Regions from separate parts of the Homo sapiens genome. Here region 2 is linked to region 1. Evidence: chromatin contacts called from ENCODE Hi-C or POLR2A ChIA-PET data. All regions are on one chromosome and are shown on one strand. Each heading gives the region's core, a stretch centred on a gene start or an enhancer-like site at or near the end of the contact. The rest is flanking DNA. Distances are from core to core; before and after follow the strand shown. Region 1 overlaps USH2A (usherin). Region 2 holds the start of USH2A (usherin).

What was found. Hi-C counts contacts between places; a loop is a spot of excess contacts on that map. ChIA-PET counts read pairs that join two places held with the same protein, here RNA polymerase II (POLR2A).
Region 2: a map of Caco-2 shows a loop between it and region 1 (2.3-fold over the local background). The contact joins the promoter of USH2A here to the enhancer-like site in region 1. A Hi-C loop is called at or near these places in 1 of 168 maps with a recorded cell type or tissue (Caco-2). POLR2A ChIA-PET finds 5 or more read pairs at or near these places in 1 of 52 experiments (OCI-LY7).

Annotation. Positions count from the first base shown.
Region 1 is chr1:216,219,094-216,224,936 of GRCh38, reverse strand. All of the region lies in intron 14 of USH2A (usherin), which reads left to right. The region is part of intron 2 of USH2A-AS1 (USH2A antisense RNA 1); the gene reads right to left. Among named protein-coding and RNA genes, the nearest start is that of USH2A-AS1, 28 kb to the right of the region's middle. Within about 2 kb of position 3,321, at least 2 of the 41 ENCODE cell types and tissues checked have a DNase peak (open chromatin) inside an H3K27ac peak, as active enhancers do.
Region 2 is chr1:216,420,876-216,426,718 of GRCh38, reverse strand. USH2A (usherin) reads left to right here and starts at 3,271. Exons shown (of 72, transcript NM_206933.4): 1 at 3,271-3,505; 2 at 4,179-4,867. The coding sequence starts at 4,383.

The sequences.
Region 1 (5,843 bases), core at 2,072-4,571:
ACATTCCAATTATAACAAATGGAAATTAAAACATTAATTTTCAAAATATACAGTAGATTATAAGTAACTTATTATTATGAAAGGGGAAGATACAAGTATCATATTATTTCTTCATCAACTTGGAAAATAACCTCACTTCCTTATCTGCCTGGTTCACATATTCCTTACCTTCTTCATGCTCTATTTGTTGGATATAGCAAGGTTTGCTATATTGTTTTCTCTTGGTTTATTTGCTACACAGTTTTTTGTATTCCCAAGGGCAAAATAAATAAAATAAAATAGACCTCGGCCCTAAACTACACAACCAACAACAAAAATCCAGGCAACACAACAATGACTTTTTGTGACCAAGCTGGAAAATCATTTGCCTGTTTCCATCTAAGTGGTTTATTCTTCAAAAGTTACTGACCAGAAAAAGGGGGCATGTATTTTAAAAAGCTGATCCTAGTGCAAACATTACTCCATTTACCTCTGACACATAAAGCAAACATGATTTAATCAGTATCGAAAACAATGAAGCAAAAAAAATCTGCCCACTGAAAAATCAATAATGCAAAAAAGTATATAGTGTTTGTCTAACCCAAAAACAATGAGACAAAAATGGGCCATATTTAATTCATCTCAGTTGGTAGTGGAGACCCATATTTGACACCCTGCACTTACTGGCACTGTCCTCAAGTTGACCTGTGACTATGACTACTCTCCCCCATAGCCCCCAGGACTGCTCCAGTTCATCTGGTACCCCACAGTTTTCTTACATAACAACCACACATCACAACCCCCAAAAGTTTCTTCCCTAATGATATACCCTCTCTATATTCTATGTTACCTTGTTTTAAGCCTTAAGGAGTTAGTGGTATCACTATTTGTCCCATTTACTAGCTGACACACACTGAAGTTGTCCATAGAGGGTAGGACACCAAGGCTGGTTAGGGAGAATAAAGGCTCAGACTTCTGGAGCATAAAATACAGGGAAGTTCTTCTATGCCCAGATTATTTTTGGTTTTACTGCAAATGTTCTACATTTCAGCACTAGGTTATAGATTTGGTCCAGTAATCTTTTCACAGGCCTTTATCCGATTGATCTCAATTGGTCTTTTCTCTGAGAACCAGGTCAATGACTTCAGATGAAAGCAGATAACTTCCTTGTCAACTGATTTCCTTTTATGGTGTGATAATGGAAAAATTAGGGAGTGTGCCTCATAGATTCCCTCTCCTCAGTGACTCTTTGTCAGACAGCTGGCTGTCATCTGGGGTGACAGGGTAAATGGGCCACAAGCCTGTCATCATCTGGCAGCCAAGGCAGGGCTTTCTCACAAGGCAGTGGCAGATTTCCAAGAAAGAAAGCAGAAGCATGCAAAGACACTTGAGGCCCGAACCGTCAGGATGTTACTTTTACCTTATTCTACTGGCCAAAGCAAGGCACGAGGCTTAACCATGTTTGGAAGTGGTGGGGAATAAACAGACTCTCCTTTTGATGAGTAGAACTAATTATACAGTTAGCTGCAAAGGACCTGCACAGAGGGAAAGGTGAAGAGTTGTGATTTTTGCAATCTCCTATGGCTGCCAAACTATATATTCTCTCTTAGTATAGATGATATATGATCTGATAAGAAGTATCAGTTTTTATATATTAGTAGCATTTATTCAACGTGATGTAATAGGAATAACATGCAACTGGACATCAGGATATCCAGGTTTCAGTTTTGTCTTTTCCACTAGACCAGATACAGTAGCTTCCTATTATTGGTGGAATAAATTATCTCAAACTCAGTGGCTTAAAACAACATGAATTTTTATTATCTTATAGTTCTGGAAATCAGAGGCTCTAAATGAGTTTCACTAGGCTAAAATCAGGCCTGTGTTTCTTATGGAGATTCTAGGAAAAAAAAAAACATTTCCTTGATTTTCCCAGCTTTTAGAGGCAACCTACAATCTTTTTTTTTTTTTTTTTTTCTGAGATGGAGTTTTGCTCTTGTTGCCCAGGCTGGAGTGCAATGGTGCAATCTCGGCTCACCACAACCTCCGCCTCCTGGGTTCAAATGATTCTCCTGCCTCAGCCTCCCGAGTAGCTGTGATTACAAGCATGCAGCACCACCCCCAGCTAATTTTGTATTTTTAATAGAGACAGGGTTTCTCCATGTTGGTCAGGCTGGTTTCAAACTCCCAACCTCAGGTGATCTGCCCGCCTTGGCCTCCCAAAGTGCTGGGATTACAGGCGTGAGCCACCGCACCCATCGTACATTCTTTAGCTCATGGCTCCTTCCTTCATTTTCAAAGCCAGCAGAGCAGTGTTTCCTTGGACCTCTGCTTATGTCCTTACATGTTTTCTCTCTGACTCTTACCCTCCTGCCTTCCTTTATAAGGACCGTAGATTACATTGGGCATTCTTGGATAATCCAGGATAATCTCCCCATCTCAAAATCCTTAACCACATCTGCAAAATTCCTTTTACCAAGTAAGGTAACATTCACAAGTTTGGAGGATTAGAACTTGGATATTGTTGGCGTGGGCATAATATGACCTGCTCTACCAGAGTTCAGCAATCTATAGCCTGGGGGTCAGCCACATGTTTATGTAAATAGAGTTTTATTAGAGCACACCAATGTTAATTCTTTACATATTTTCTGTGGTTGCTTTCCTGCTACAGCAGCAGAGTTGAGTTACAATAGAGCTCATATGGCCTGCAAAGCCTAAAATATTTACTATCTCATCCTTTATAGATAAAGATTGCTGACCTTGTAACTAGATTTACTGTCACCTTGGACAAATTAGTCTCACTAAGCATAATAGAATCATAACTTTATAGACTGGGAAAGAACCTTAAAAGTAATTTTGGTTAAACTCTACCCTATACATTTCTCTGCGTAAATCACCTTTTCAGAAAAACTGGTGAATGGCCATTCAGCTTCTGCTCCAAAACATGGAACTAAAAGGAGCTCACTGTCTCATGAAGTAGCTCATGTTTATTTCAAACAGCTGTAATTCTTCAACAAATAGAAATATATTATTTATATTGACCAAAAAGTTGCAGTCTTTTGACTTTCTTGCCTAGTCTTATTTATGCCTTCTGAGACCATAGAGAATAAGTGAAATCTCTCTTCTATCTGTGAGCACTTTAAAAATTTGATTCTGCTATCATATCTGAAAGTTATTTAGTTATTTGCATAAATATGTGGAGTGTCAACAAAGGAGAAAGAGACAGTGTTCTCAGATCAGAACCTTGCTGAGCAAGCTGCCTGGACTTAGCTGTCACTATTGCATGGATGCAAGGGAGTCACTGCCCCTGGTCCAGCTTTTATGAGTTTCTCTATTTGTGCCTGGGAAATTCACCAAAGAGGGTGGGGTTGCACACTGTTAACGTCTCCCTTTCAGATGAGGCACTCGTATTTCCTTGTTCAATAAGCCATGTAAATATGGCTTTCAGTTCACACAGCGTGGATGCCCAAGCCTCAAATCCCTCTCCTATAATTCTGATTCCATCTCCAAGAGAATTCAGATGCTGTTAGTAGTCTGTAACTAAAGCGAAACTAAGAAGCTCAATGAAACCACAGCTCCTCTGTTAATCGGGGAAAACCAAACTCCTCTAGAGGGCACTGTAGCACTCACCGAATTCTGTGAACTGAGAACACTGGTTTAAGAGAATCTGAACAGATACCAGCTCTTAAAGAAAACTGTCCATTCCCTGGGAGTGAGGTTAGCCAGGGGGACAGAGTTAAGCCAATAAAAAGGGGCTCAAAAGAGCTAACTTGTTACTAGAGCTACAAACCATGTTTGGATTAATCTCCGGTGTCCTATCCTAAGTCTAAAGCTTCCCTGGTGCTTTATTCACTATTAATTCCTGTATCCGACAATATTTACTGAATCCTTACTGTGTGCTAGCCTTTGTGTTAGGGACTGATGGAAAAAACTAAGACAAAAACAAACAAAAAAACTCTGCCGAATTTCTCCAATTTGCCTTGAAGTCTCATTCTCTTTTGTTTATTAATAATCCTTATCTAAAATCCCTTAGCAATTGGAGATCTCTTTCTCCTTCGTTCTTTATGTTGAATGATGTCTTCATCATCCCCATTAGCAAGTTAGAAGACCGGGAGTAACTTTATACCTATCCTCCCTTCTCTTTTCAATTCGGCCTCCCATTCTACCAATTTTACTTAACATTTCTCAGGTCTATCCTACTCATTTCCATTGCTCCTTGCCACTGCCCCAAGGTAGCATTATCTTACTTCTGCTCACCTTTCCAGGTTTATCTATCACCATTTCTCATTATGAATTTACATCCAGGAGTACTGAGGTGCTTGCAATTTCATACCCTCTTCTGCTTTTTCTTTTTTTTCTCTATTTTTGCCCCTCCCCGACTTCCCTGGCTTATTTCTACTCATCTTTTAACGTTCAGCCCAAGCATCTCCTCCAAGACTTCTACTTAAAATTACCCTTCCCATCCCTTCTTCTGCTACCAGACTAGTTAAGTTGCCCCTTTTCTGGACCTTTAGAGTCTGGATACATCTTTATTAATGCTGTTTCCGTTTTTTCTTGCATACGAGATTGTGAGCTCCTTGAGGACCGGGGCAATTCTATAAGATTCATCTCTACATCCTTGATGTTTATTCCAGTCCTGGAACATAGCTGGCCCTCAATGAATGTTATTTATGTCAATCAATATTTAAATCAATTTGATAGTACCCATGAGCTGAGGCCCCATAGAGAGGAGGGGTGTACAAAGAGAAATGTCAATAAATTGACCTATATATCTTGGGATATATCTCTGGGCCTCCTACAGCAGTTCTCCCTCAGATGATGAATTTTCTGACAATGATGTGCATTACTGAAACATATTCCTTTCATTAATAGTTAGGTTTCAACAGTAATAATTAGGATAACCATTTCTCTCACTGTTTCCACAACTGGAAGAAATTCCTAAGAAAGGAAGGTATATGAAATTTGTGATGTAGGAGACAGAGGCCAACTTCTTTCCCATTGTAACCAGCAAATACTGAGTTATGTAAGGGTCCAAAGAGAACTATCATAGCAAAGTGCTGGCAGAGATTAGTGATGCTTTACTCCTGTTTTGTTTACCATAATGAACTGGTCAATAAACATCACAAATTGTTTATCTATATAAATCTTGACAGATTACTCTTTATGAAATCCATTTAGCAAGCGAGGTTTTCCCATAAGGATGAAAAATGAAGATTTTAAACAGATTGCGGGAGAAGCTCTGGCTGTACCAAGAGAGTCAGTGTAATAAAGGTTTCTTTATATTAATATTACAAAAACCATTTATCCTGGCAAAATCAATATTGCAATTCATCTTAGTTTGGTGTTTCTCTTTCTAAGCTTAAAATGTCTTTTCCTTTATTATGTATAATTTTGTTTTAATAAATGTGAAATATATTTCATTTAGGAGGTACTCTTGAGGAGGGATAACTTATAAAATGACATCAAATTTGTAGCTTATTTGCTAAAGAGTCTTGGAAGTGTTTAAAATTATATTTGAGTGGCTGAGAAATCTAAAGGAATCATTTTGCTTAATCCTTAATTACAAAATTATCCCTGTGTCCTTTGGGGTAAAAACAAACTACAATTTTCAGAAAAGTCTTCGCTTGTGAACTTCATTTAGGAAAAATTCTCTCTTACTGAAGTCAAGTGATTATAACAAGTCAGATAAGTTGACTATAACAATGGCTTGGATAAGAGACTATAAAATCAAGAATAGACACATTTAATTGCTCAAAACATTGCGTGCTTTGGCTGGAAGAAAATAGAACTACATCAAGGAACGGAATTATGTTATACATTGGAAGCTATTACTCTAAATGTACTGTATGTAAAATAAGTGTGAT
Region 2 (5,843 bases), core at 2,022-4,521, 200 kb before region 1:
GGCACTCCTGCAGGCTTCCCTGAACCCATTCCCATTTGATCCTCTGCCCTAAAGAGAGTATTATTCTGACTTCTATCACCAAAGATTAACTTTGTCTGTGTTTGAACTTCGTATAAATGGAATCAAACAGCATGTTCTTGATATGTCTGGCTTCTTTCACTCAAACCATGTCTGTGAGATTTATCCACGTTGTTGCTTGTAACAGTAGCTCATTTTTCTTCCATCGTGTTATATTATTGAATTGTATGAATATACCATAATTTATTCATGCATTCTATAGTTGATTGATTGACATTTGGGTTATTTCCAACTCTTTCTTCTTAGAATCAGCTTAGGTTGGAAATTGTTTTAGGTATTTGTCTAATTTGTTCAAGAATTCCAGTTAATTGTCATAAAATTATCTACAATATTTTGTTATATTTGTAATCACATTGTATCTGTAGTTTATGCCTCTATTTTTATATCTAATATTACTTATACACCCACTGTTTTTTATATTGATCAGTTAGGCCAGAGTTAGTCAATTTTGATAGTAAATCCATGGGTGCCAAAATACCCAGGAATAGGGGATACCCCTTGTTTCTTCTCCATTAATAGAGCTAAGCCTCAAGCACTTGAAAAACTAAGCTGATTATAGGCTTATTATAGTAAGCTTTTCCAGACTAATGAGCAGAACTTGCTTATAGTTGTCTAACTAAAATATCATTTTCTTGACTTTTTCAAAACAAGAAAATCCTGATGCAATGTGACTTGATGTTTTTACAACTAGAAAAAGAAGTTGCTAGTTACTCTGTAGTAGCTTGCAAAATGTTCACAAATTCTTTCCGTTCCTGTTAGCTGTGTTCCCCTTTGCAGTGCGACTTTGCCATTCAGTCTTTGATAAGGGGAGTTGATTTCAAAACCCTTGAATCTGTGCTAGGTCACACGACTTGCTCCAGCCAATGGAACATTAGCAAATGTGATGTAAGCAGAGGCTTGAAAATACTTTCACATTAGGGCCTCCCACGTTATGTTGCTGGAAAATTTTCTGCTGCTATCAGAATGAGCCTGCAGTAGACTCCAATGCCTGTCAAACCAACTGCTAAATGAGTGAGGACGAGTCAGACCATCCAGCCCCAGACAAGCTTATGCAGACCAGAACTACCTGGTGAATCCACAGAAATGTCAAGAAAGGAAATAGCCCATGGCTACATATGTTTAACTAGAGGTGCCCTCCATATACATCTACTTTCCTTTTAAAAAATCTGTACTTATTTCCCAGGCACTTATAGGGGTGATGGAACTCTTAGTGTCTAATTCATTTATCAGATGCACCCTCAGGATTGATAGCCCTGAATTGCAAAGGTTGAGGGATATGTGAATCCATTGTTTGCCTTTGCAAATAATAGGCAGAGTTTCTTAATGTGGACTAGAGTTGCTAATCTTAGATTATCCATTTGAGTCATGATTTCCTACTATACAAAGCAGGAGTTGTTATGGGGTAGAAGAATTTTTATCCCAGGAATGACAAAGATAAGTTGAAGCACTACAGTAAAAAATTAGAGTTAGACATGGACACGTAGAAGGGAACAACAGACTCTACAGACTCTAGGACCTACTTGAGGCTGAAGGGTGGGAGGAGGTGGAAGATTGAAAAACTACCTATCAGGTACTGTGCTTATTACCTGGATGATGACATAATCTGTACATCTAACCCCCATGACACACAATTTACCTATATAACAAACCTCCAAATGTACCCCTGAACCTAAAATAAAAGTTTAGAAAAAATGAGAATTAGTTCTTGGATTCACAAGATATAAAGAGAAGCCAGCCATTGAATACCTTGTTTGAAAGTAGGTTGACTTCATGTTTTGTAGCAGGTCTGAATAATCCATTTGTCTAATTCACTGTGCTCTATAATACCTATTTTCAAAGATAGTTTCCCAAGTTCTGAGAAGTCCTTACATATTAGCTGACTTTATACTAAAATTTGGGTTTAAAAAAATTTTTTTTTAGAGACATGGTCTCACTCTGTCATCCAGGTTAAAGTGCAGTGGTGGTGTGATAATAGTTTACTGCAGCCTCGAAATCCTGGGCTCAACAACCCTCCCACCTCAGCATCCTAAGTAGCTGGGACTACGAGTGTGTGCCACCATGCCTGGCTTAAATTTTTTTATTTTTATTTTTATTTTTATTTTTTTTTTGGAGACGTGGGATTTCACTATGTTGCACAGCATGGTCTTGAACTCCTGGCTTCAAGCAATCCTCCCACCTTGGCCTCCCAAATCCCTAGGAGGCACAAGCATGAGCCATTGTGCTTTGCCCTAAAATTTGTTTTAAATTAAAGTTTTTCTGGTAAGAATGTAATAGCGTATTTTGACAAAGGGTGAGAAAGGCTTCTTCTGGAAGCAACTAATGCTAATTGATAAAATTGATATATAAATGGGTTGTGGTTTCCAGCTCTCTTCTGGGAGAGAAATAAAAGGGAATCTAATAAAGAACAATGTTGGTTTTTCTCTGGCTGCTTTACTAACAAGAAACACCATGAAACATTTCTCTCATTTCTAAACATTTCTATAAAAAAGATAACTTATAGAGAACAAAATCACAATCGACCAGTTATTTCCCAAACAAATTTTCCATTTTTACAATACAAAGGGAAAGCTACAAGTATTAGCTGATTTAGAATATTTCTCATCTAGGATGAGATGTCCCAGATGGCAGAGTAGAGAGAGTTTTGGATATAATTGAAACTCTATAGAATTGGTGGCAAATGTGCACATATACACACACACACACGTTCCTATCCAATTAAGCAGCCAAAAAGTCAGCAATCCCATTGCTTCTTTAGTTTAATTAAAGTCACTGATTTTCCAAACCCAACATTTAGAGATCACATCAGATGCTACTCATAATGTAAGGAAGCATGTATTATGGAGAGGTTATCCTGGGTGAAAGGTACAGCAACAACTGAATAGTCAACCGAAACTTCTATCAATGGGCCAAGCTTTGGGAGCATCAATATATAAAAGTTTAGAATTCCATTTTGTATCCTCTTCTCCCCCAAAAAGAAAGAGCACTGGAAATTATTCCTTGTGTGGTGTTTAATAGTGGTAGATCATTTTGATTAAGGAATTAAATGGATTGAGGTGCATGAGAGCAAGAAAGAGGAGGGGCAAGAGGGGGGATTATAGGATAAGGTGTACTGCTACTTTAAAATTATGTATGCATGATCCCATCCAGGTCCCTCCCACTGCTTGAGGTACCAGCGGAAAGCTTGGGCAGCTCAGTTCCAAGAGGGCCACCAAGCAGACCACGCTCTGAGCTTCAGGTAACCAAGTGTTTGCTCTGCAGAATACTTTACCTGGGCACCCAAGTCTTCCTTCCAGCATTCCTGCTGCTACAGCCTATTTGCTGAGTAACCAGGGGTTACAGCAGCGTTGCCAGGCAACGAGGGACAGCGGTCCTGTTGAAGAGCCATTTGTCACACTGAGGGGACTGGTTGAAATGCAATAAAGAAATGGTAACTCAGCTTATTTATCAATACAATTACTTGCACAGTATTAGGGATCCATGTGTAACCTACAAATTCATAGTCATATGAGGAAACACAGAAACATTTTGCTAAATATTAAAGCATAGGACAGACAGATGGTGTTGGGTTTCTAATCAGCTTTACTCTGAGCTTAAAGTTGCTGCACATGCTGGGATAAGGGGAAAGGCCCAAAGTCCTTTGCCAGCTTTATTTTGGGCATCTGTAAGTTAGCTCTGGGTTACAATGTACAGTGCATGTGTAAAGAAAATCTACAAGATTCTTTTCCCTGTTAAGTAGAGCTGGTAATGCCATTGCTAATTCCCTGGGGTGAAGTAACAACACAAAATTATTGTATGTGTAATATATTATTAATAATTATATATATATAAAACACACACATATATTATATAAATATTTATGTATAACTGGTTATAAATATTACTGGTTGTCCTGTGGACTTATAAAGTGCTTGATTTGCCCAATGCAATCAAGAGATTTACCAAAAGGATGAGTATTTTACTCTGAGCACTGTGCTTCAAAATGTTTTTTGAGAAGTTCAGTAGTGTTGCTTCTAGGAGCTCAAAGTCCTCAGGCCTGGGATGAGCTTCAGTTTTAAAGGTGCAGCAGCTTTCCCTTGACGCCCTACGTTTTTGATTCCCAGATACCAGCAGCTACTCATGTCTTCGCCATTGCTAAGAACGTCGTTGGTATTACCTTACTCTGAGAACGTGTCTGCAGTTTCCAGAAAATGGAGTATCGCAACATCACTTAAAGTACCCTGCTTCAAAGTATTGCTGGCAAGTGGCGTGGGCCTGATTATTTATTTAGAAATGCTTTATCAGGAGGAGAATGCTTTTTTGTAAACATGAATTGCCCAGTTCTTTCATTGGGCTCTGGCTTCTTGTTTCAGGTCATTGAAATGTTGATCTTTGCCTATTTTGCTTCAATATCCTTGACTGAGTCACGAGGTCTTTTCCCAAGGCTGGAGAACGTGGGAGCTTTCAAGAAAGTTTCCATCGTGCCAACCCAAGCAGTATGTGGACTCCCAGACCGAAGCACTTTTTGTCACAGCTCTGCTGCTGCTGAAAGTATTCAGTTCTGTACCCAGCGGTTTTGTATTCAGGATTGCCCATACAGATCTTCACACCCTACCTACACTGCCCTTTTCTCAGCAGGCCTCAGTAGCTGCATCACACCAGACAAGAATGATCTGCATCCTAACGCCCATAGCAATTCTGCAAGTTTTATTTTTGGAAATCACAAGAGCTGCTTTTCTTCTCCTCCTTCTCCAAAGCTGATGGCATCATTTACCTTAGCTGTATGGCTGAAACCTGAGCAACAAGGTGTAATGTAAGTAGTAGTGTAGGTATAAGCTTTCATAGGTCCCCAAAACCAGTAGTAGTGAAGATCATTTCAGCCTGAATTCCAAACCGGAAGTGAAGGCTATATAGAATTCATGGTATTGAAGACTAACTCTTCCAGTTGTTTCCCCAATTAAAATTTTTTTCTCTTCTATGGATGAAATGGACCATGAAAAAAAATGTGAAAATAGTTTATCAAAGGCAAATGTGTTTATGCAGGAATCATTTATTTTCTATAGCTTAGCGCGACCTTTGGTCTTAGCCTTCAAAGCCTAAAGAAGACTCAGAGTGAGTTTTAAGGCATGGAAACTTGTAATTAATACAAATAATTAATATTTTCAAAATCTTGAACTGGGTTTATATAATCAACATTTCCTTACTAGGGTATAACATTTTCATTAGGCAGATAGTTCTCCCAGTCCTTGGGACTGTTTTCTTCATCCTCGTTTCCCCAAGAAGAGCTGTTTGTTTGACTCATGGAAGATGTTCAGTAATATAAATTGAATATATAAATAACCCTCCATCTCTAAAAACATATAGCTTTTAGTTCTTTATCTTGTGGTATTTTCATTTTCCAATTAGTTAGGAAATATGTAGGTAAGTGTGAGAGATTCTCAAAAGCTTTCATGCTGTTCATCCCAGAGAAATGCCTTCAATGAGTCTGGGTCTTATTACTGCCATTTTTTGTTATTTAATCACCAGTTTTTCATTCTGTAATCTTTTCTCAAGCTGATATCTAATGAGTTTCTTCTAAATATTTATTGCCAACCTGGAGATTTTAATATACAGGACAGTTTTGAGGAATTTTTGCTTATCTTTTTTCTTCCTAGAGGGCTTTTGGCCCTTTCTCTTGTGACATTTTCTGTGTGTGACAGCGTTGGCTGGATATCTAAAAACTTGTGAAACAAACCAGAAAAGGATTACAATCTCATAAGCAAATAGGACTTAAATGTTTTTGGTGTTTA